4 separate regions of the Homo sapiens genome follow, and regions 1, 3 and 4 are each linked to region 2. A link is a contact called in ENCODE Hi-C or POLR2A ChIA-PET data. All regions are on one chromosome and are shown on one strand. The core of a region is the stretch at or near the end of the contact, and the rest is flanking DNA. Distances in the headings are between cores, read along the strand shown.

Region 1 (5,457 bases), core at 2,808-5,307, 970 kb before region 2:
CAAAGTGCTGGGATTACAGGTGTGAGCCACCGCACCCAGCCTAATTTTTGTATTTTTAATAGAGACGGGGTTTCGCCATGTTGGCCAGGCTGGTCTCTAACTCTTGACCTCAGGTGATCTGCCCACCTCTGCCTCCCAAAGTGCTGGGATTCCAGACGTGAGCCACCATGCCTGGCCGGTCCTTTTTAATTCTATGATTTTTCTGAGGCATTCAAACAAGTCTAAAGGTGCTCATTTAACTATATGGCGATAATCATTGCGCATTTATGGCAGGGGCCAGGGATATACTGTCAAAAATATATATGTATTATATACTTCCCTTCTGGAGCATATAATGGTGAGAATCACCAAGAACTGATAAGAGTTCAGTAAATGGAGAGGAAGAGGCAGAGAAACAGCATGAGCAGAAGGATGGGTAGAAAGTGCTAGATGTATTTTAGGGTAGAGTGTCTAAATTCGCCTAGCTGGGGCAAGGGTTTGTGTAGAGGAAGAAAGAGGTAAGTGCAAATCTATCATGTGCGCAACATTTCACCCATGCTATTTTATTACTATCTTTTTATTTTTTATTTTTTGAGACAGGGTCTCACTCTGTCACCCAGGCTGGAGTGCAGTGACATGATCATAGCTCACCGCAACCTTGAACTCCTGGGCTCAAGCAATCCTCCTGCCTTAGCTTCTGCACCCTGTCTCTGAGCCATTGCACCTGGTTCCGTGTTACTTTAATTGATACAGCTACTACCTAAGAGATAGTGAGATATTATCCCCATTTTTCATACTTATTTTTCTTTTATGAACAAGCTACAGTTGTCCATAGGTATCCTCATTTTTCAGATGAAGAAACTGAATCTCAGCCGGGCGTGTTGGCTCACACCTGTAATTCCAGCACTTTGGGAGGCTGAGGTGGAAGGATCACTTGATCTCAGGAGTTTGAGACCAGCCTGGGCAACATAACAAAACCCCATCTCTACAAAAAATACAAAAATTAGCCAGGCGTGGTGGTGCACACTTGTGGTCCCAGCTACTCAGGAGGCTGAGGTGGGAGGATTGCTTGAGCCCACGGGGGCAGAGGCTGTAGTGAGCCAAGACTGCATGACTGCACTCCAGCCTGGGTGACAGAGTGAGATCCTGTCACAAAAAAAAAAAAGAAAAAAGAAAAGAAATTGAATCTCAGATTAAGAAATTTGCCTAAGGTTTCCCATCAAACTAAGTGGCAGAACAAGAATGTGAAGGCAAACAAAATGCAAAAGGAATTTAAAGCCAGATTTTTAAGCCTCCACATTTTTTGTTTTGTTTTGTCATACCATCATGAGTATTGCATACGATCCAAATATTACCACTTGTTTTATATATATGCATGTATTACCGATATCTCTCCTTTTTATCTGCAGGAAATGGACAGGCTACTAGCATGGTCCCACTGCCAGGTGGGAGATTCCTGATGGGAACAAATTCTCCAGATGGCAGAGATGGTGAAGGCCCTGTGTGGGAGGCGACAGTGAAACCCTATGCTATCGACACATTTCCTGTCACCAACAAAGATTTCAGGTACATCAGATGTTCTTCCAGGAGGAATGAAGGCCCTCTCTAATCTCATTCTTTTTTCCTTTCTTTTTTTTAGACTGAGTCTCACTCTGTCACCCAGGCGCTGGAGTGCAATGGCGCAATTTCGCTCACTGCAACCTCCGCCTCCCGGGTTCAAGTGACTCTCTTGCCTCAGCCTCCCAAGTAGCTGGGATTAGAGGCGCCTGCCACCACACCCACCTAATTTTTGTATTTTTAGTAGAGACGGGGTTTCACCATATTGGCCAGGCTGGTCTCAAACTCCTGACTTTGTGATCCACTTGCCTCGGCCTCCCAAAGTGTTGGGGTTACAGGTGTGAGCCACTGCGCCTGGCCTAATTCTTAACATTTAAAGGGAAACTAACTTTTTCACTGTCACGTGTCATCTTTGCAGTGTACTATGGGATAAGTGTTATCTACGTTATTCAGATGAAGAATCTGAAATCCAAACAAGTTTGACTGACTCTGTCAGTCAGTGGATGAGCTTGGCCTGGAACTGAAATCCCTGGGCTCTTGAGCCAGTCTGTGCATTTTCCATTACACTGGGCATAGCACTGAGAAATATAAGCAAATGCCAGTCACTCAACAGAACCCTCTTCTACATGCGGAAAGGGATTGGGAGAAGGGACATCATAGTAGAGAGTCCCTTAAATTCCCCTTATAGGCCAGGTGTGGTGGCTCACACCTGCAACGTGAGCTTCCTTTAGGAACCCGAGGCAGGATTGCTTGAGCTCAGGAGTCTAAGACCAGCCTGGCAACATAGGGAGACCCTATCTCTGCTAAAATAAATAAGTATATAAATATACATATTATATATATAAATGTATATATAACAATCCATCTTACCCTGACAATCTGCCTGCTAAAACTTACTAAACCATACCAAACTATATGAATTTATTTTTATTATTATTATTATTTTTTGAGACAGGGTCTGGCTCGTCACCCAGGCTGAAGTTCAGTGGTATGATCTCAGCTCAATACAGCCTCTGCCTCCCGGGCTCAAACCATCCTCCCATCTCAGCCTCCTGAGTAGCTCGGACTACAGGTGTGCACTATAATGCCCAGGTTATTTTGTGCTTTTGATAGAGACAGGGTTTTGCCCTGTTGCCCAGGCTGGTCTCGAACTCCTGGGCTCAAGCAATCCTTCTGCCTTGGCCTCCCAAAGTGCTGGGATTATAGGTGTGACCCACTATGCCTGGCCTTGAAAATCCATTTTATTTCATTTTTTATAATTTATTTATTTTTTTGAGACGGAGTCTCACTGTCACCCAGGCTGAAGTGCAGTGGCACAGTCTTGGCTCATTGCAAACTATGCCTCCCGGGTTCACGCCATTCTCCTGCCTCAGCCTTCCCAGTAGCTGGGACTACAGGCGCGCGCCATCACGCCTGGGTAATTTTTTTTTTTTTTTTGTATTTTCAGTAGAGACGGGGTTTCACCGTGTTAGCCAGGATGGTCTCGATCTCCTGACCTCGTGAACCGCCCGCCTCGGCCTCCCAAAGTGCTGGGATTACAGGCGTGAGCCACCATGCCCAGCCGAAAATCCATTTTATTTATTTATTTACTTATTTAGGTGTGACCCACCATGCCTCGCCTTGAAAATCTTATTTATTTATTTAGAGACAGAGTTTTGCTCTTGTTGCCCAGGCTGGAGTGCAATGGCGCGGTCTCGGCTCACTGCAACCTCCACCTCCCGGGTTCAAGCAATTCTCTGCCTCAGCCTCCCGAGTAGCTGGGATTACAGGCGCCCGCCACCACCCCTAGCTAATTTTTGTATTTTTAGTAGAGACGGGGTTTCACCATGCTGGCCAGGCTGGTCTTCAACTCCTGACCTGGTGATCCACCCACTCGGCCTCCTAAAGTGCTGGGATTACAGGTGTGAGCCACCGCACCCGGCCAGTCCCTTATATAAATTTTTAAAAAGATGTTTTCTTCGTTTCCTAGCCCCTTCTACCCACCTACAAAGTTCCAAAGGCTTTAATACTATTGCAACGGCAGTCAGAGGTCAAGCTGGGGGGGTGCGGTGCAGCTCCCTAACGCGGGGCAGCCTCAAAGGGGGCCGACCCTGCCCAGCACGAATGGCACCGGGCGGTGGGGGACGCTCTCGAGGTCCCCGGAACATGGCTGGGGGAAGTGTTGGGGGGTGCACATACCCAGGCTCAGCTGAGGCGAGTGCGCGGCCAGGGCTGCAGCTGGCGCTGGCTGGTACTTGCTCAGGCCATTGAGGAGCTTCTGGGCGACCCTGCGCTCGTGCCTACCAGGCGCCAGCCAGTAGGTGCGCAGCGCCTGCTCCAGCAGCGTCAAGCCTTTGCTGCGCGGACCCCGCAGGCCGGGAAGTCACGCAGGTGGTAGTAGTCCAGGTGGTCGTAAACTCCTCCTCATAGCTTATGGGTGGCGGCGGCTGGGCTGAAGACTGCGGACAGGACATCCCGCCCGGCCGCCTGTGGTCACCCTCCCGCGCAGGCGCGCTCCTGGAAGACCCAGCACCTGGAGTTCCGATTGGCTCTGCGTGAGGGGCGGGCCTTTGCGACATCTTGGGGGCGCCTTCGGTGACGTCACAGGGGCGGGCCTTCTGCCACGTCACAAGGGCTGTACAGTTCCTGGAGCTGGGCAGTCTTCTCAGAGTGGAGCCTGGTAACCGCGACCTCCCCGCCAGTTCCTGTGTGTTGCTGGCTGGAAAGGGGTAGTTGACAAACTCCCACCCAGCACAGTATTTATGTCGGTCAAAAATGGAAAACTATGTGTCCGGGCACGGCCCAGGAAGGAGGATTCCTTCAGGCCAAGAGCAGCCTAGCAATATGGCGCAACCCCACCTCTGTAGTCCAACCTCAGCCTCCCAGCTACTTGAACCCCAAGATTCAAGGCTCCAATGAGCTGTGATCTCACCACAGCACTCCTGCCTGCGAGACTGAGGTAAACCCTGTATAAAAAAATAAAAAAGAAAACTATCCAAGTGTACAACCGGGAGGGACTGCTTAAAGAACACATGAGGCTCCCTGGGCCGTGCTATCCCGGCACTTTGGGAGGCCGAGGCAGGAGGATGGCTTGGGTTCAGGAGTTCGAGATGCGCCTGGACAACATGACGCAACCCCGTCTCTACGAAAGATACAAAGATTAGCCAGGCGCGGTGCACGCTTGGCCTAATTTTTGTATCTTCCGTAGAGATGGGGGGGGTCTTGCTATGTTGCCCGGGCCGGTCTCGAACTCCTGGGTTCAAGCGATCTTCTCACCTTGGCCTTTAGAGTTGTTGGGATTACAGGCGTGAGCCACCGTACCCTCCTGGGCTAGGCTATTTAATAACATAAGAAAGTGCGGTGGCTCACGCCTGTAATCCCAACACTTTGGGAGGCCGAGGCGGGTGGATCACCTGAGGTCAGGAGTTTGAGACCATCCTTGCCAATATGGTGAAACCCAGTCTCTACAAAAAAATACAAAAATTAGGCTGGGCGCGGTGGCTCACACCTGTAATCTCAGCACTTTGGGAAGCTGAGGCGGGCCGATCACCTGAGGTTGGGAGTTCAAGACCAGCCTGACCAACATGGAGAAACCCCATCTCTACTAAAAATACAAAATTAGCCGGGCGTGGTGGTGCATGCCTGTAGTCCCAGCTACTCAGGAGGCTAAGACAGGAGAGTCTCTTGAACCCAGGAGGCGGAGGTTGCAGTGAGCCGAGAAGCATCACTGCACCCCAGTCTGGGCGACAGAGCAAGACTCCAGAGCTTGAGACCAGCCTGGGCCATGTAGTGAAACCCTGTTTATAAAAAACAAACAAAAAAAGCCAGGTGTACCTGTGTCCACCTGTGGCCCCACTACTTAAGAGTCTGAGGCAGGAGGATAACTTGAGGCCAGGAGCTGAAGGCTGCAGTGAGCTATGGTCATCCCACTGCTCTCCATCC
Region 2 (5,396 bases), core at 1,951-4,450:
GCAGTGGTTACCAGACTTCTTTCAGTAGTTTAAAACAATTAAAAAAAAGATGAAAGACTGATATAGTGCTGTTCTCCTTTAATTTTGCCAAGGAAAGTCTTTTTTAAAAAACCTCTGTTGTTCCTGTCACTTAACACTAAAACGTGGAAAAACACATTCTCAACAACAGCAAAATAGCAGCCAGGCATGGTGGCACTTGCCTGTAGTCACAGCTACTTGTGAGCCTGAGGTGGGAGGATTGGTTGAGCCTAGGAGTTGGAGTCTGCAGTGAGCCATGATCCTACCACCGTGCCCCAGCCTGCTACTGCTAAACAGGTTAGCGGTGTCAGGAGGGTCTTCCCTCTTGCTGCTCGGTGCCTAGAACATTCTTGCCCAGATATTTGCATAGCAGCACAGCTGGCTCCCTCATCTTTTATTCAGGTCACCTCATGAGGCCGCTCCGGTCTATTTTAAAGCTGCAAGCTTCTTGGTTGTGTTTTTTGTTTTTTTTGTTTTTTTTTTTTTTTGAGACAGGGTCTTGCTCTGTCAACCAGGCTGGAGTGTAGTGGCATGATCACTGCTCACTGCAGCCTCAACCTGCCAGGCTCATGTGATCCTATCACCTCGGCCTCCAGAGTAGCTGGGATTACAGGTACAGGCCACCACCTGGCTAATTTTTGTATTTTTAGTAGAGGTGGCGTTTCACCATGTTGGCCAGGCTGGTCTCAAACTCCTGACCTCAGGTGATCAGCCTGCCTTGGCCTCCCAAAGTGCTGGGATTACAGGCGTGAGCCACCATGCCCGGCCAGTCCTCTCTAGCTTAACCTTCACAAAGAAACTTTGAAATGATATTCAGTTTTTGTTACTGCTTTCCTCAGGCCTTTTCTGTCTTTAGCACCAACCTCTTCTGCTCAGCCCATTGAACACTCATTCTGGGCCCAGGGGTCTAGGCTCATGCCTGTAATCCCAGCACTTTTGGAGGCCGGGGTGGGCAGATTGCTTGAGTCCAGGAGTTCGAGACCAGCCAGGGCGACATGGCAAAACCTTGTCTCTACAAAAAAACCCCAAAAACTAGCTGGGTGTGCTGGCACACACCTATCATCCCAGCTACTAGGGAGGTGGAGGCAGAAGGATCACTTGAGCCAGGGAGTTGGAGGCTGGAGTGCGCCGAGATTGCACCACTGTGCTCCAGCCTGGGCAACAGAGTGAGACTCTAACTCAAAAAAAAAAAAAAAAAAGAAACACTCATTCTGTTTCACAGAATGGTTTATAGAATGGTGTGTTGCCTGATTCTGTAATCACAAAAGTCAGTTAAGAGCTTTAAAGTAAATGTTATTCTGTCTTTTGGTAATAGCAATTACCACCATCCAAGGTACTACTGTAAATAATTATTGTTTATTCCCTCCTCCACCTCCTCAGCACAGGTACTTTGTGTTTTTTTGTTTTGTTTTGTTTTTTGAGGAGGAGTTTCACTCGTTGCCCAAGCTGGAGTGCAATGGCGCAATCTCAGCTCACTGCAACCTCCGCTTCCCGGGCTCAAGTGATTCTCCTGCCTCAGCCTCCCAAGTTGCTGGGATTGCAGGCATGTGCCACCATGCCTGGCTAATTTTGTATTTTTAGTAGAGACAGGGTTTCTCCATGTTGGTCAGGCTGGTCTTGAACTCCCGACCTCAGGTGATCTGCCCGCCTCGGCTTCCCAAAGTGCTAGGATTACAGGCGTGAGCCACTGCGCCTGGCCTTACTTTTGTTTTATACTCTGTTGTACCCTCAGCGTAGCACACATTAGGCACTTAGGAAGAATCTGAGAAACGAATCAGTTAATCCCTACTTTACCAATAATGAATAAAGACTGAGAAACTCGGGCCGGGCGCAGTAGCTCACACCTATAATCCTAGCACTTTGGGAAGCCAAGGTGGGCGGATCACTTGAGGTCAGGATTCAAAACCAGCCTGGCCAACATGGTGAAACCCTGTCTCGACTAAAAATACAAAAAAAAAAATATGAGCTGGGCGTGGTGGCGGGTGCCTGTAATTCCAGCTACTTGGGTGGCTGAGGTGGGAGAATCGCTTGAACCTAGGAGGCGGAGGTTGCAGTAAGCCGAGATCGCACGACTGAACTCCAGTGTGGGCGACAGAGTGAGAGTCTCAAAAAAAAAAAAAAAAAAAAAAAAAATAGACTGAAAAATTACGCAACCTGTCCAAGAACACTACAGCGACAATTAGCAAAGCTGGGATTTTAACCCAGGTCTATCTCACAGCCACAGCATAGTATTTTCTTTTTTTTCTTGCTGTGACTGCACGTTACGCCATACATGGCATTCAGGACGCAGAGGAATTAGTATTTACTGTTTTTAACATTCCTTACATGGGAATCACGTAAAGAATCAGGTAAACAGGATTCAATTTGTGACTCAACCATTAATACTTTGTGACACTGGCTAATTTATTTCACTTCTGGATGTCGGTTATGTTTTTTTTGAGACAGGATCTCGCTCTGCTGTCACCCGGCCTGGAGTTCAGTGGAGGGATCTCTGCACCGTCAACTTCCTGGGCTATCAAGCGATCCTCCCACCTCAGCCTCCCTGGTAGTTGGGACCACAGGTGCCCGCCATCATGTCCGGCTGATTTGTAAAATTTCTTTTGTAGAGATGGTGACCTTGCTCTGTGGCCCAGGCTGGTCTCGAACTCCTGGACTCAAGCGATCCTCCTGCCTGGGCCTCCTAAAGATTCAGCTGCTTTTGGATCAACCGATCGCCTTAAGACCTTTTAACTCGAACACCTGTCACATCCTAGGATCCGCGAAGGACTGAAACAGAGTTTCTGAAGCGTCCCTCGGCGCAGTAGCTCCGCTCCACCTCCCATTCGCGCTACCACCGCGGCCGCAGCCCCAGGAGTCGCCGCGGAGCCAGCGTCGCCCTCCAGCTGTTGCGCGTCGGAAGCCGGAAGCAGGGACTGAGCGACAGACTAGGAAACGCCGGTTTCTCCGGGGCTCCCCAGCGCCCCACCTTTACCCCGGAGGCCGCCCTCTTCCATTTGCTCTTGGGCGTCAGGGCGGTACCCCACTCCGCTCGACCCTTTGGATCCACTCGCACTTCCTCCCGTCCAGAGTCAAAGGCCCCGGAAGTGACGTTTACGCGCCGCGCGTAACGTGCGTTCGCTGGCGGTGCCGGGGGCGGGGCGAGCAGGAGGGTGGGTGTGAGGCGGGAGCTGGCCGCGGAGCCCAGACCTACCCGGGCGAAGCGGGCGAGCGGTGGTTTGGACGCCGGCGGAGACGCGGGCGAGGTACGGAGCGGACGGACTGGGGCTGAGAGCTGCTCGGCTCTCAGCTACAGGAGCGGGGCGGCGGGGCGTCTCGGGCTGGGGGTGGCAGGGCGGTCGGTCCGTGCCATCCGCGCGGCTGGGGCAGTTGCGCGTCGGTGCCTCCCGCTGTCCTTCGTCCCACATTCCGTCTCCGTCAGCGCCGCCTTCCCCGTTCCAGGCCGCCCTCGGCTCCCTTAATCCTCAGAGTGCGGCCTCTCCGTCCCAGACGCTAGTTGCCGGGATCTCCAGCGCCAGCCGAGCCCCGACGGCCTGACGCGGAGCATTTCCTGGCCGCCTCCCTCTCCGGCGGCTCCCCTCGCCCCGGCTCCCACCTTCCGTCCAGGCCGCTGGCTCCGAAGCAGCGTCTGTGGTCGCACGGGGCCCCTCCCACAACCTCCCCGGAAAGCGCTGGTATGGGACGCTCGGACCCAGACCACAGCCCCCGGCCGCGGCAGGGGCGCGGGGACTTGATCCCACGTCACCCTAGGGGGCAGAAGTGTCCCGGAGTTGGGAGGGGATTTGAAGCCTGTGGTCCTGACTTCCACCCCGTGGCTGAGGGCGAGGCTGCGGGGCCGGGGTTAGGAGCAGAAGTCCCTGCTTCCGAACCGTCTGGGAGGAGAGCCGAGGGATGCCCATCACGGCAGTTTAGGGAGAGAGAGGGAGGGACTCTGCCGCTTTGGAGGCTAGGTCATAGGCAGCTGGCGGTGTCTCAGCGCGGGTGACCAATCCTTGCGGTTGGGAAATGTGTCGTGGGCGCCCGTGGGCTCGTTTTGCCTTTGAGATTAGGTAGGAAATTTTCCCAGGACGAGTTTACCGGAGCACCTTGGGAGTTGGTTTTTGGCCTGGAGAGCTGCTTTCCCCCCTCTAAACCTAGAACTGCTTTGTTTTTATTTATTATTTTTTTCGACATGGGATCTCACAGTGTTGCCCAGGCAGGTGTGAAACTCCTGGCCTTAAGTGATCCTCCCGCCTCGGCCTCCCAGAGTGTTGGGATTATAGGCGTGAGCCATTGCGCGGCTTTAACTGCTGTTAAAGAGTGTGTTCCGGCCGGGTGCGGTGGCTCACGTCTGTAATCCCAGCATTTGGAAGGCCAAGGCAGGCGGATCATGACGTCAGGAGCTTGAGACCATCCTCCCTAACACGGTGAAACCCCGTCTCTACTACAAATAAAAAAAAAAAAGAAAAAGAAAATTTGCCGGGCATCGTGGCGGGCACCTGTAGTCCCAGCTACTCTGGAGGCTGAGGCAGGAGAATGGCATGAACCCGGGAGGCGGAGGTTGCAGTGAGCCGAAATCGTGCCACTGCACTCCAGCCTGGGCGACAGAGCTAGACTCTATCTCAAAAAAAAAACTAAGAGTCTGTTCCTTAAAATTGTTGTACCAAGAAACTTGCCAGAGATGCAAGAAAATGTGATTATATTGTTAATATTTAATGATAAATAACATTTTGCTTTTAAGAGTCACTGATTCATATCCGCAGGATTAAGAAATGTTCAGGATTTGAATTTTTAATGACCTTCCAAGCAGTCATGTTTCTGCTCTCTAGAAGTTAGCCAGTTGAGGAGAAGGGACAGTCAAGATACTTTCAAAACAGTGTGGTAAGGAATGTGAGCTAAGATGGAGCACCGAGGAAGGAGCCGGGCATTTAGGCCATGCTGTTGGGTGTGGAGCCTGGAAGGGATCAGGGAATACTTTCTGCATGTGTCTTGAAGAATGACTAACATTCAGACTAACAGGGTGGAGTGAGGGAGAGGGGGGAATCAAAGGAGAGGAGGCCAGTAACTACAAGGAGGTGCCTATTAATTTATTTATTGAGAGAGAGGGTCTCACTTTGTCACCCAGGCTGGAGTACAGTGACACGATCACGAGTCACTGAAGTCTCAACTGCCTGTGCTGAAGTGATCCTCCCACCTCAGCCTCCCGAGTAGCTAAGACTGCAGATGCGTGCCACCACACCCAGCTGATTTTTAAATATTTTGTAAAGATGTTGTCTTGCTGTGTTGCCCTGGCTGATCTCAAACTCCTGCACTCAAGCAATCTTCCTGCCTCAAGCGTCCCAAGTGCTGAAATTACAGGCATCAGCTACCGAGCCTGGAGGGTCGTTACTAAAGTGAAAAAG
Region 3 (6,164 bases), core at 482-2,981, 760 kb before region 2:
GCCCCCAGGCCTAGCACAAGCCCTGACACATAGCGGGGATTCTTGGCAGAAAGGACAGATAACTTGCTGATGACAGGTCAACTGCCAGGGCGATCTGTGCACCTGGGCCAGTGGGGCCAGGAGTTCCTCCTCAGAGTGGATGGGGCACAATATCTCCTGAGACAGGAGCAAGCCCAGGGCCACATCCCAGCCAGAGGCAAGAAGGTTCAGACCTGTGACTAAGAGGCAGATGGCCACTGCCTGTCACAGGGAGGAAGGCTGGTTGGAGGAATGGGGGGAGCTTTGCTTAGGACACTGTGAGTGGGGTGCACACTGGCACCCAGCCCCCTCCTCTTTCCCTCCTGTACTGAATGCTGCAAAGTCAGAATAAGAGGATGTAGACCAGGCAAAAGCCGCCCAGACCTCACCCAGTTCCACTTCTCTGCAGATCACATCCAAGTCAGGAGGGGAACAGGGGTGGCGTCCTGGGCCTGATGTCATGTCCTGTCCTCTATGTGAACCTTGAAAACCAAGGGACTTCCTGCCTCGGCAGAGCTGACCTCAGGACATCTAAACTGTCACCTTCTCCCGATCCCCGGGCCCAGCTCTGTGCAGTGCATGCCGCTGTGGCCAGAGTGTGTGGGTGGCTCATGCCAGTAATCAGCGCTTTGGGAGGTCAACGTGGGAGGATGGCTTGAGGCCAGGAGTTCGAGACCACCCTGGGTAAATAGTGACACCCTGTATCTTTTTTTTTTTTTTAAGTTTTTTTGCCTTTTTTTTTTTTTTGGAGACGTAGTCTCACTATGTCGCCCAAGTTGGAGTGCAGTGGCATCCTGATCTCAGCTCACTGCAACCTCTACTCCCGGGTTCAAGCAATTCTCCTGACTCAGCCTCCCAAGTAGCTGGGATTACAGGCATGAACCACCACACTTGGCTAATTTTTATATTTTTAGTAGAGATGAGGTTTCACCCTGTTATGTTGGCCAGCCTGGTCTCAAACTCCTGGCCTCAGGCGATTCGCCCGCCTCCACCTCCCAAAGTGCTGGGATTACAGGTGTGAGCCACCGAGCCCAGATAATTTTTTTTTTTTCAATTAGCCAGGCGTGTTGGCACCCCCTAAATTGCAAGGCTGGGGCGGGAGAATCGCTTGAGCTCAGAAGTTAGGCTGGCGCCACTCCGCCCCAGCCTGGGAAACAGGTGCAAACCCAGTCTCAAAAAAATTTTTAAAAATTAAAAATAAATATTGAAAGGAAGGATACTGCACAGACTCAGCCTTTACCTCGGGAAAGGGCTCGGCAAGAGCCTTTTCTCCTCCTGCCTAATCCGCCCCGGCCCTCCAGGGTGCTCCTGTTCCCCCGTCCCCCAAGCCGGCGCCCCCAAGCCCGTTGACCTTTAACCTCCTGCGGGCCCCAGCTCGGAGACGCCCAGGGGAAGAAGTCTGCGGGGGGCCCGGGCTCCCCTACTCCCACCGCCGGGCTTTCGGGCGCCTCCCGGCCCTGCCCCGAGATCGCACCTCCCACAGCGGCCGCCGGTACCACTGCTCCTCGAAGCCCCGGCGTCGGTTGTCAGAGAAGTCGGCGCGGAAGCTCCAGAGGCCGTCCAGCTCCTTGCACTCCCGCGACGGGCTCTCCTGGGGGTACAGCATCCCGCCCTGCAGCCCCAGCGCGCAGCCCCACAACAACGGCCCGAGCGCCGCCCAGGCAACCGCCGACCCCCGGGCCATGCTTCCCGGTCCCCCGCTCGGCCACCGTCTGCGGCGCTAAGAAAAGCGCGGGAGGTGCCCGTAGGGCGGGTCGCGTGACGCGCCGGTGTCGTGATGCGCCTGAAGCCATCCGCGCCATCTTGGTTGAGGACGAGTGCCAGGCCTGGAGGGGCGGGGCCGGGCGCTGCCCGGTAGGGCTTGTGGCTGGAACCCCAGGCTAGGCCTTTGGGGAAACGGGACCCTCACCCTCAGCCCCAGCCGATAAGGGCGAGGTCTGCTCCCCACCCCGACCCAGGCTGGACGATCCAGGGCCGCAGGCCAGAACAGAACCCCTGAGATCGGTGGGATCCCCCTGTTTCTTCAAGGAGCACCTCCACTTGCTTTTCCCAGCAGGAATTCAAGGAGGCCCCAGCGGCGCCTCTTCCATGCCTGTCTGATGCAGCCTCTTGCAGGGATGCACGTCCTTGGGATGCGGCCATAGCCTTGACCCTGGGCTTCTGGAGCCCTGACCTTAACCCAGGGGCCAAGAGCTCCCTCTTGGTGTTGCAGGCACATAAAGATGCAGGGAGAGAGGCCAGGTGCACTTTGGGAACCCGAGGGGGGCAGATCACTTGAGGCCAGGAGTTCGAGACCAGCCTGGCCAACGATAGTGAAACCCCGTCCCTATTTTGTAAACATACAAAAAAAAAAAAAAGAATTAGCGGGGCGTGATGGTGCGTGCCTGTAATCCCAGCTACTCAGGAAGCTGAGGTAGGAGAATCGCTTGAACCCGGGAGGCAAAGGCTGCAGTAAGCCGAGATCGCACCACTGCACTCCAGCCTGGGCAACAGAGCGAGACTCTGTCTCAAAAAAAAAAAAAAAATTGCAGGGAAAGGGTGCCCTGCGGGACCCCAGTTTACTCCAGTAGGGAAGGCACCGTGTGGGAGAGGTAGAGGAGGAGATCTGGAGACAGCAAAGGAGACATAGATTTATGGAGGGGACTTTCATACAGGGACGGTGCAGTGGCCATTGCTGGACATGAGAACCACTACCATTTGTAAAAAGCATGCAGCTTACATAACATTTTCAACTAGCATCCTCGACCTGTTACTGGTGGAGTTCCGGGTGGTGAATCCCTACACATCAGCAACAACCTCAATTCTTGCCTCCTCAGAAGAAAGAATTGCACTGAGGGGCATAAGGCAGAAAGCCAGAGGGAGGTAAGCTGCAGAGCAGTAGTAAAAGCTTGTTAAAAAGCAGGCCAGTGCTGAGCGTAGTGGCTCACACCTGTAATCCCAGCACTTTGGGAGGCGGAGGTGGGGGGATCACGAGGTCAGGGGTTTGAGACCAGCCTGGCCAATATGATGAAACCCCATCTCTACTAAAAAATTAGCTGGGCATGGTGGCATGCGCCCGTAGTCCCAGCTACTCGGGAGGCTGAGGCAGGAGAATCGATTGAACGCGGGAGGCAGAGGTTGCAGTCAGCCGAGATCGCACCACAGCACTACAGCCTGGCGAGAGAGCAAGACTCAGTCTAAAAAAAAAAGCAGGCCAGGCACAGAGGTTCAGGCCTGTAACTCCAAACTCCAGCACTTTGGGAGGCCAAGGCGGGAGGATCACTTGATATCAGGAGTTTGAGACCAACCTGGCCAACGTGGAGAAACCCCATCTCTACTAAAAATACAAAAATTAGCCAGGCGTGGTGGCAGGCACCTGTAATCCCTACTATTTGGGAGGCTGAGGCAGGAGAAATGCTTTAACCCAGGAGGCAGAGGTTGCAGTGAGCTGAGATCACGCCACCGCACTCCAGCCTGGGCTACAGAGTGAGATGCCATTTCAGGAAAAAAAAAAATATTAAAAAACTTTAGAACAGGAAGGAAAGAAGGAAAGTACAACTTGGAAGAGGGCCAAGTGGGTGATCTAAGAAACCAAGTGCCTTGGCCAGGTGCGGTGGCTCACGCCTGTCATCCCAGCACTTTGGGAGGCTGAAGCAGGCAGATCACCTGAGGTTGGGAGTTCGAGACCAGCCTGACCAATATGGAGAAACCGCATCTCCATATTTAGCTGGGCATGGTGGCACATGTCTGTAATCCCAGCTACTCGGGAAGGCTGAGGTGAGAGAATCGCCTGAACCAGAGATTGCAGTGAGCCGAGATCACGCCATTGTACTCCAGCCTGGGCAACAAGAGTGAAACTCCTACAAAAAAAAAGAAAAAGGAAAACAAGTGCCCAGCTTGACCTCTTGACTCAGGGTTTCATAGATTGGCATCCTTCCAGGATCTTGCCACTCCTGATTCCTTAGCTGGGGCTCTGAACATACATTCTTAGACCATAAAGTCATTCGCAGGGTGCACAACAGTTACGGATGTCAGGTGCCTCTGCCATACAGAGGGAGCCCTCATGTCCTAGGAAGCTGGCCTGGACACAATTGTTTGTATGATTACTCCCCCACCCCCTTTTTTCATGCTCACCAAATCCACCTTCTGAAAATGGACCTCAATACTGGAAATGGAGTCCCCAGCATAGTGAAAATAAGTACATTCTGGGAACTGACAAGGCCTAAAGGCTCTCTCCCAAATGTTTACATTGTTTTTTTATTTTCATATTTTCTTTTTTTAAATTTTACTTTTATATTTCATTAGTGAAATCTTGACATGCTTAAATTAGAATACAGTTCACTGTTTATGAGGCAGCTTTAGGCCAAATTTAACAAAAGTAAGAAAAAGTAGGATGCAGACGTTTATACAGTATGTAAAAATCAGTAATTCAGGCCAGGGGCAGTGGCTCACGCCTATAATCCCAGCACTTTGGGAGGCTGAGGCGGGCAGATCACCTGAGGTCAGGAGTTCAAGACCAGTCTGGCCAACAAGGTAAAACACCATCTCTACTAAAAATACAAAATTTAGCCAGGCATGGTGGCAGGTGCCTGTAATCCCAGCTACTAGAGAAGTTGAAGCAGGAGAATCACTTGAACCCGGGAGGTGGAGGTCACAGTGAGCCAAGATCACACCACTGCACTCCAGCCTGGGGGAACAGAGCAAGACTCTGTCTCAAAAAATTAAAAAAAGAAAAGAAAAGAAAAAAGAGTGAGAATCACTAATTGCCACGAGAATGGCACCATGCCATTCATGAGGGACCTGCCCCTATGACCTAAACACCTCCCACAAGGCCCCACTTCCAACATTGAGAATCAAATTTCTTTTTCTTTTTCTTTTTCTTTTTTTTTTTTTGAGACAGAGTTTCGCTCTTGTTGCCCCAACTGGAGTGCAATGGTGCCATCTTGGCTCATCACAACCTTCGCGTCCCAGTTTCAAGCAATTCTCCTGCCTCAGCCTCCCGAGTAGCTGGGATTACAGGCATGCATGCCCGGCTAATTTTGTATTTTTAGTAGAAATGGGGTTTGTTCATGTTGAGGCTGGTCTCAAACTCCTGACCTCAGGTGATTCGCCTGCCTTGGCCTCCCAAAGTGCTGGGATTACAGGCGTGAGCCACTGGGCCCAGTGGGGAATCAAATTTCAACACAACACTTGGTGGGGCCAAACAAACCATAACCAAACCACAGGATAGGTACTATTATTACTACCATTTCTCAAATGTGGAAACTGAGACACATGAAGGTTCAGTAACTTTTCTAACACCACAGAGCTAGTAAGATGCAGAACTGGGAATCTGACCTAATCAATCTGTTTCCAAGTGTTTATGCTGTCACTCTGAATCACTCTGCCATACCACCTGGCAAAGGCTTTTTTTTCTTGAGAAAGTGTCTTGCACCCAGGCTGCATCACAGTTTACTGTAGCCTCGACCACCTGGGCTCAGGTGATCCTCCTGCCTTAGCCTCCCAAGTAGCTGGGACTACAGACACATGCCATCACACCCAGCTAATTTTTAAAAAAATTTTTATTTATGTATTTTTTTTTTGAGACGGAGTCTCACTCTGTCGCCCAGGCTGGAGTACATTGGAACAATCTCAGCTCACTGCAACCTCCGCCTCCCAGGTTCAAGCGATTCTCCTTCCTCAGCTTCCTGAATAGCTGGAATTACAGGTGCATCACCATGCCTGGCTAATTTTTGTATTTTTAGTAGAGACGGGGTTTCACTATGTTGGCCAGGCTGGTCTTGAACTCCTGACCTCAGGTGATCTGCCTGCCTCGGCCTCCCAAAGTGCTGGGATTACAGGTGTAAGCCTTCATGCCTGACCCTATGTCCAGCTAATTTTTACAACATTTTGTTGGCCAGGTGTGGTGGCTCACACCTGTAATCCTACCACTTTGGGAGGCCAAGGCAGGTGGATCACCTAAGGTCAGGAGTTCAAGACCAGCCTGGCCAACATGGCAAAAGCCCATCTCCACTAAAAATACAAAAATTAGCCGAGTGTGGTGGTGCACACCTGTAATCCCAGCTAATGGGGAGGCTGAGGAAGGAGAATTGCTTGAACCTGGGAGCTGGAGGTTGCAGTGAGCTGAGATCACAGCACTGCACTCCGGCCTGCGAGAAGGGAGCAAG
Region 4 (6,093 bases), core at 2,508-5,007, 870 kb before region 2:
AAAAATAAAACTAAATAAATAAAAATTGTAAAAAAAGCACACGGGATGGCAGAACTTGTTGCAGCCACCTTGGAATATAGAATTTGCCACAGAGGGCAAGTAGAAAAGTATGTCAGAGTTTAAGATTTCAGAAATCTAGCCATCCAAAAGGATCATAAGAGCCATTCCTGTGGCGGCTTTGGGGAGTGGATGCAAAGGTCATCAGAGCTGAGAAAGACGTGGGATGATGAGTCAGGCGAATTGCATGCTCATCCACATGGATGCTGACATCCTCAGGAAAGCAGAAGGACTTCAGATAACAGAGGGCAAAACACGATTTCATTCTTTTTTTTTTTTTTTTTTTTTTTTTTTAGAGACAGGGTCTTTCTCTGTCACCCAGGCTGGAGTGCAGTGGCATGATCATAGCTCACTGTAGCCTTGAACTCCTGGGCTCAAGTAATCCTTCTGCCTTGGCCTCCTGAATAGTTAGGGCTACAGTGTGTGCCACCACGCCTGGCTAATGTTGTATTTTTATTTTTTGTAGAGATGGGGTCTTGCTATGTTGCCCAGGCTGGTTGATAACTCCTGGCCTCAAGCGATTCTCCCACATTGGCCTCCCAAAGCATTGGGATTACAAGCGTGAGCCACTGTGCTCTGCCTCAAAACACTCTTTTAAAAGCTTTTGTTTTTTTTTTTCTGTAGTGGTGAAATAATTAACCTCTGTGGTGAGGACTTCCTTTTTATTTGGGAAAAGATATTTGCTGTGGGCCTATTGTTTCTGCAAAAATACTAGTAGCTAACATTTTTTGAGTGTCCATTCATTCATTCATTCATTCAAAATATATATATGGGGGCCAGACATGGTGGCTCACACCTGTAATCCCAAGGCCAAAGCGGGTGGATCACCTGAGGTCAGGAGTTCGAGACCAGCCTGACCAATATGGTGAAACCCCATCTCTACTAAGTACAGAAAAAAAAAAAAAAAAAAGCCAGGCGTGGTGGTGCATGCCTGTAATCCCAGCTACTTGGGAGGCTGAGGCAGGAGAATCACTTGAACATGGGAGGTGGAGGTTGCAGTGAGTCGAGATTGCATCATTGCCCTCCAGCCTGGGCAACAAGAGCAAAACTCTGTCTCAAATTTAAAAATAAAAATAAAAATAAGTGAGGGCTTATGAGGCATCAAAGGTCATTTATAGAATGTTGTTAGCAATTTAATTCATGATAGCTAAAAATGGGCCAGATGTCCATCCGTAGTAGAATGGACACGTAAAATTGTGGATATCTAATATAATGGACTATTATACAGTAATGAAAAATAACAATCACTATTCACAATAGCATGGGTAAACCTCCCAGACCTATTGATGAAAGAAGCCAGATGATCAAGAGATCTCATCAACTGAGTAAAGGAATCTATAAGAAGGGAAGTTGCAGGAGTCTACTTAGATTTATTAAAATCATTAGGGATGTAGAGTGAGGTTTTTGTTTTTTGTTTTTGTTTCTTAATCAGTGTGTCATTCTGTCATCCAGGCTGGAGTGCAGTGGGGCAACGTTGGCTCATTGCAGCCTCAATCCACACCCCTGCCCCAAGCCCTCTGGGCTCAGTCAGTCCTCCCAAGTAGCTGGAACAACAGGCATGCACCACACCTTGCTAATTTTGTATATATTTTTGCAGAGACCAGGGCTCCCTATGTTGCTCAGGCTGGTCTTGAACTGCTGGCCTCAAGCAATCCTCCTGCCTCAGCCTCTCAAAGTGTTGTGAGCCACCCCACCTGGGCAGAGCAAGGATGTTTTTGAGGACTGTGGTAGATAGCTTCCTCATATTCATGTCCTGTGTAATCCTCTCCCTCTGAGCATGGGCTGGACCTAGGGACTATTTTCTTTTTCTTTCTTTCTTTCTTTTTTTTCTTCTTTTTTTGAGATGGAGTTTTTCCTTGTAAGCCAGGCTGGAGTGCAATGGTGTGAGCTTGGCTCACTGCAACCTCCACCTCCCAGGTTCAAGTGATTCTCATGCCTCAGCTTCCCAAGTAGCTGGGTTTACAGGCATGTGCCACCGCATCCGGCTAATTTTTGTATTTTTAGTAGAGACGGGGTTTCACCATGTTGGTCAGCTGGTCTCGAACTCCTGACCTCAGGTGCTCTACCCACCTCGGCCTCCCAAAATTCTGGGATTACAGGTGTGAGCCACCATGACTGGCTGGACCTAGAGACTATTTTCTAAGTAGCAATAGACTTCGTAAAAGTGATGGGATGTCACTTCTGGGATTAGGTTTCAAAAAAGGACTGTGATCTCACTCTCATTTTCTTTTTCTGTCTCTTCCTCTTTCTCCTCCCTCTCCCTGGGGTAAGCCTGCCGCTTCTTACCAAGAGGTGCAAGTGGACAGGAAATGATGTCTCCAGCCAACAGCCAGAGAGGACCTCAGGCCTGCCAGCAGCAGTGGAAGTGAGTTTGAAAGAGGATTCTGAAGCCTTGAGAGAGCTGCAGCCCTGGCTGACAGCTTGATTGTATCCTCATGAGAGCCTGAGCCAGAGGACACAGCTAACCTCACCCAGATTCCTAGCCCGTGGAAACTGTGAGGGAAAAAAAAGTTTATTGTTTATTAACTGCTAAATTTGGGGTGATTTTTACCCAACAATAGATAACGAATACAAGGATATTGCTTATTATTCAAAATCACTATATAAAGCCCCTGAAAAATTGAAAGCTGCAACCAGGGAAACACTGAAAATCTCCAAGAACCCTGTGTTTCTTCTTAAAGACAGTGAGAAAAAGCACATACATCTGTTTTCCTTTTAGTTTTGGCCACCAGGAAGCTCAGAGCCAAATTTATGATGCAATTTTAATAACTATGTAAGCCCCTATGGCCTGCTTATCTGTGTTCTTATTCCTGGCCTTTCATTTTATTCTGACTTTTCTTTTTCTTCGTCCTGATTGTATTAGCTCATCTTTATTTTTCTATATTATATGAGTTATGGTAAGCAACTTCAAATTCAGCTTACGGAAAAGCAAGGCATTCGTAAATCTCTCTTTTTTTTTTTGAGACTCTTACTCTATCGCCCAGGCTGGAGTGCAGTGGCACGATCTTGGCTCACTGCAACCTCCACCTCCCGGGTTCCGGCAATTCTCATGCCTCAGTCTCCCGAGTAGCTGGGATTACAGGCGCCCACCACGACACCGGGCTAATTTGTTTTTGTTTGTTTTTTGTATTTTTAGTAGAGACGCGGTTACGCCATGTAGGCCAGGCTGGTCTCGAACTCCTGACCTCAAGTGATCCACCTGCCTCGGCCTCCCAAAGTGTTGGGATTACGGGTGTAAGCCACTGTACCCGGTCCATAAATCATTTTTTAAAAATAGTTTTTAAATTTAAAACATAGTTTTGCACATTAAAAAAAAAGTTTTGCACAGGTCTAACCGAAGGTGGTGGTGGGAAGATCAGGTCATAGGTGTGGGTCTCTGGAGCTCCAAGCATTGGCCAGGGTTGATTTGGATTGGGTCAGAAATATACAACGAAAAAGGGAAAAAGGATGGCAATTGATTGCCATCCCCAGAGGGAGGGGCCGAGGGTTCGCCCAGTCACCCACAGTGGCATCCTTGCAATGTGCTAGTTAGACCGCTCCTTTAAGTCCCTCCCGCACTGGCCCGCTCGGCCCCGCCCCTCTCTGGCTCCGCCCCTCCCCACCCCTGCCCCGCCCATCCCCACCCCTGCCCCACCCCTTTCTCCCCCGGGCTCCACCCCTCGCGCGCGACCGGCCGCGCGGCGCAGCGCCACGCCGCCTCAGTCTCCGCCCGCCGATCCGGCCTCTTCGGCCGTTGCGCACTCCACCCCCTCCCTCCGCGCCCGCGCGCGCCTTCCCCGCCCCGTCCGCCTCACTCCTTTTGGGGCGGTTGGGCCGCGCGCCTGTGGGGGCGGGGCCCGGAGCAGGCCACCGAGCCAATGGGGCGCGGCGGCGGCGGCGGCGGTGGTGGCGGCGGCGGCGGAGGCGGCGGTGGCGGCGGTGGCGGCTGGGTCGGGCCCCGACGGGCGGCGGCGGCTGAGGTGGAGGCGGAGGGAGGCGGCGGCGGCGGCGGCGGGAAGATGGCGGCTCCCGTCCTGCTAAGAGTGTCGGTGCCGCGGTGGGAGCGGGTGGCCCGGTATGCAGTGTGCGCTGCCGGAATCCTGCTCTCCATCTACGCCTACCACGTGGAGCGGGAGAAGGAGCGGGACCCCGAGCACCGGGCCCTCTGCGACCTGGGGCCCTGGGTGAAGTGCTCCGCCGCCCTTGCCTCCAGGTAGCCGGCTTGGGGGAGTGGGCCAGGAGCGGCCGAGCGGGGCGAGGGTGGAGTCTCGGGGTGGGGAGCGCGCGGCGGGAGCTCAGGCCTGGGGGCGGCGGGGACCGGGCCGCTGGGGAACTGACGGGGTCGGGTCGGGGCCAGGCGGGGGGCGGCGGCGGGGCGCTCCTGCCCGGGGGGCGGCCTGAGCCCAGGCCGCGGGGCGGAGGTGGCGGGGCCGCGAGGCAGCCGGGGAGGGATGAGGTGGCAGAGTGCAGCCGGGAGGCCGGGGCGGACGCGGAGCGGTCGGGCGGGCTGGGGCCCGGCTGTGCAGGAGCGCGAGGGGGCTGCGGAGGGTGGGTCCAGGCTGGCTTGACAGGTTTCCTGGTTCTCGGGAGGCGGGCCGGGGGTGTGGGACCTTGTCCACCGCACCCTTGAGACCAGCGGCAACCTCTTGTCCCCCCGATCGCTGCAGCCGAGGCTTTGGGGCCGGCGCGGAGACAGGGGGGTTGCCTTTCCCACTGTCTTCCTGGTGCTAGGACAGGTGTTTCCGTGGTCAGGCCTCTTTGTACTCCAGCGCTAGTGAGAATTTGCAGACTTAACTGGGACGGTGACATTTGCTGGCAAACACGAATTTGACCCTACTGTGGAAGAAGATACCCGCACTTAACATATCTGATTTCTTGGATTCCCTCTCGTATGTTTCAGTGTGCCAGGAGAAGGAAATGGTCTGAGTTTGGGTCTAGTTTAAGCTTCATTGGAGTAAAGGACAAGTATGTTATGTATATGGTGGTGTTTTAGGCATTGGAATGACTTTTAAACGTTGTTGCCTATTAGCATATTCGAGACCAGCATATTGGTCAGGCTGGTCTCGAACTCCTGACCTCAGGTAATCCACCCACCTCTGCCTTCCAAAGTGCTGGGAATCAAGCATGAGCCACCGCGCCTGGCCTGCTTAAGTGCTTAAAATTGACTTTTCTTGGCCGGGCACAGTGGCTCACGCCTGTAATCCCAGCACTTTGGGAGGCCGAGGCGGGTGGATCATGAGGTCAGGAGTTCAAGACCAGCCTGGCCAACATGGTGAAACCCCGTCTCTACCAAAAATACAAAAATTAGCTGGGTGTGGTGGCATGTGCCTATAGTCCCAGCTACTCGGGAGGCTGAGGCAGGAGAATTGCTTGAACCTGGGAGGCAGAGGTTGCAGTGAGCCAAGACCACACCATTGCACCCCAGCCTGGGCAACAGAATGAGACTCCATCTCAAATAAATAAATAAAATATAAATAAATAATTTTTAAAAATTGACTTGTCTTTAAAAAAGTGTATTTAGCATACACTCTAAATATTCTCATAGTTATATCCTGCAAGAGCTGCATGTTTGTGCATAAAACATCAAGTAGTATATTAAAAGTATGTATAAGTACATGTAAGACTAAAGGTAACTGGATCTCTTTATAGTTTTAAATGTGAATTTAATATGTTGTGACTGAAAGTGATGTTTCATTGTGTAGCTGTGGACATAAAATAGTTTAACTTAGATGCTTGCCAAAGGAGGGTAGGTAAAAATAAGATTTGCTAATAAGAAGAGTAGATAACTTATTTGCCATGTATACAGTGAAATTAAGAAATTTGTTCAATTTGATCAGCCTGTTTATAAACTACTTGCAAAAATCAAGTAGCTTATAAACTACCCATTTAATAAATGAATTTACAAATCAACTTGTTTTGCAGGTAGTTTATATGCAGGCTGATCAAAATCACATATGTATATATACATATATAATCACATATATGTACATATATAGACTCATTTTCTTTTGGAAGTGTGTAGACAAAACATCATTGAAAGTTTTTATTTTGTCAAGC

The links. A loop is a pair of places that touch in the nucleus more often than their neighbours do. ChIA-PET counts read pairs that join two places held with the same protein, here RNA polymerase II (POLR2A). Pooled maps may share reads with other maps.
Region 1: a loop to region 2 is called in a map of naive thymus-derived CD4-positive, alpha-beta T cell, with 15 times the contacts of the local background. The contact joins the promoter of LINC03006 here to the promoter of RABGEF1 in region 2. A Hi-C loop is called at or near these places in 1 of 168 maps with a recorded cell type or tissue (naive thymus-derived CD4-positive, alpha-beta T cell) and 7 of 50 pooled maps. POLR2A ChIA-PET finds 5 or more read pairs at or near these places in 2 of 52 experiments (GM10248 and activated CD8-positive, alpha-beta memory T cell).
Region 3: a map of CD4-positive, alpha-beta T cell shows a loop between it and region 2 (6-fold over the local background). The contact joins the promoter of GUSB here to the promoter of RABGEF1 in region 2. A Hi-C loop is called at or near these places in 1 of 168 maps with a recorded cell type or tissue (CD4-positive, alpha-beta T cell) and 10 of 50 pooled maps. POLR2A ChIA-PET finds 5 or more read pairs at or near these places in 2 of 52 experiments (GM12878 and activated T-cell).
Region 4: a loop to region 2 is called in a map of naive thymus-derived CD4-positive, alpha-beta T cell, with 5 times the contacts of the local background. The contact joins the promoter of VKORC1L1 here to the promoter of RABGEF1 in region 2. A Hi-C loop is called at or near these places in 1 of 168 maps with a recorded cell type or tissue (naive thymus-derived CD4-positive, alpha-beta T cell), 3 of 37 single-sample maps with no recorded cell type and 12 of 50 pooled maps. POLR2A ChIA-PET finds 5 or more read pairs at or near these places in 3 of 52 experiments (AG04450, CD8-positive, alpha-beta memory T cell and H1).

Annotation. Positions count from the first base shown.
Region 1 is chr7:65,766,753-65,772,209 of GRCh38, forward strand. It overlaps LINC03006 (long intergenic non-protein coding RNA 3006), which reads right to left and starts at 4,058. Exons shown (of 8, transcript NR_038378.4): 1 at 3,715-4,058. RefSeq lists enhancers at 2,467-3,090, 3,091-3,713, 3,960-4,209.
Region 2 is chr7:66,737,533-66,742,928 of GRCh38, forward strand. It overlaps RABGEF1 (RAB guanine nucleotide exchange factor 1), which reads left to right and starts at 3,201. Exons shown (of 9, transcript NM_014504.3): 1 at 3,201-3,260. RefSeq lists enhancers at 2,815-2,864, 2,878-3,544 and silencers at 2,995-3,264, 3,285-3,424.
Region 3 is chr7:65,980,482-65,986,645 of GRCh38, forward strand. It overlaps GUSB (glucuronidase beta), which reads right to left and starts at 1,732. Exons shown (of 12, transcript NM_000181.4): 1 at 1,493-1,732. The coding sequence starts at 1,702. RefSeq lists enhancers at 1-321, 1,778-1,907.
Region 4 is chr7:65,869,317-65,875,409 of GRCh38, forward strand. VKORC1L1 (vitamin K epoxide reductase complex subunit 1L1) reads left to right here and starts at 3,758. Exons shown (of 3, transcript NM_173517.6): 1 at 3,758-4,249. The coding sequence starts at 4,056. RefSeq lists silencers at 3,450-3,509, 3,530-4,029, 3,743-3,922, 4,470-4,539 and enhancers at 3,605-4,156, 4,708-5,259.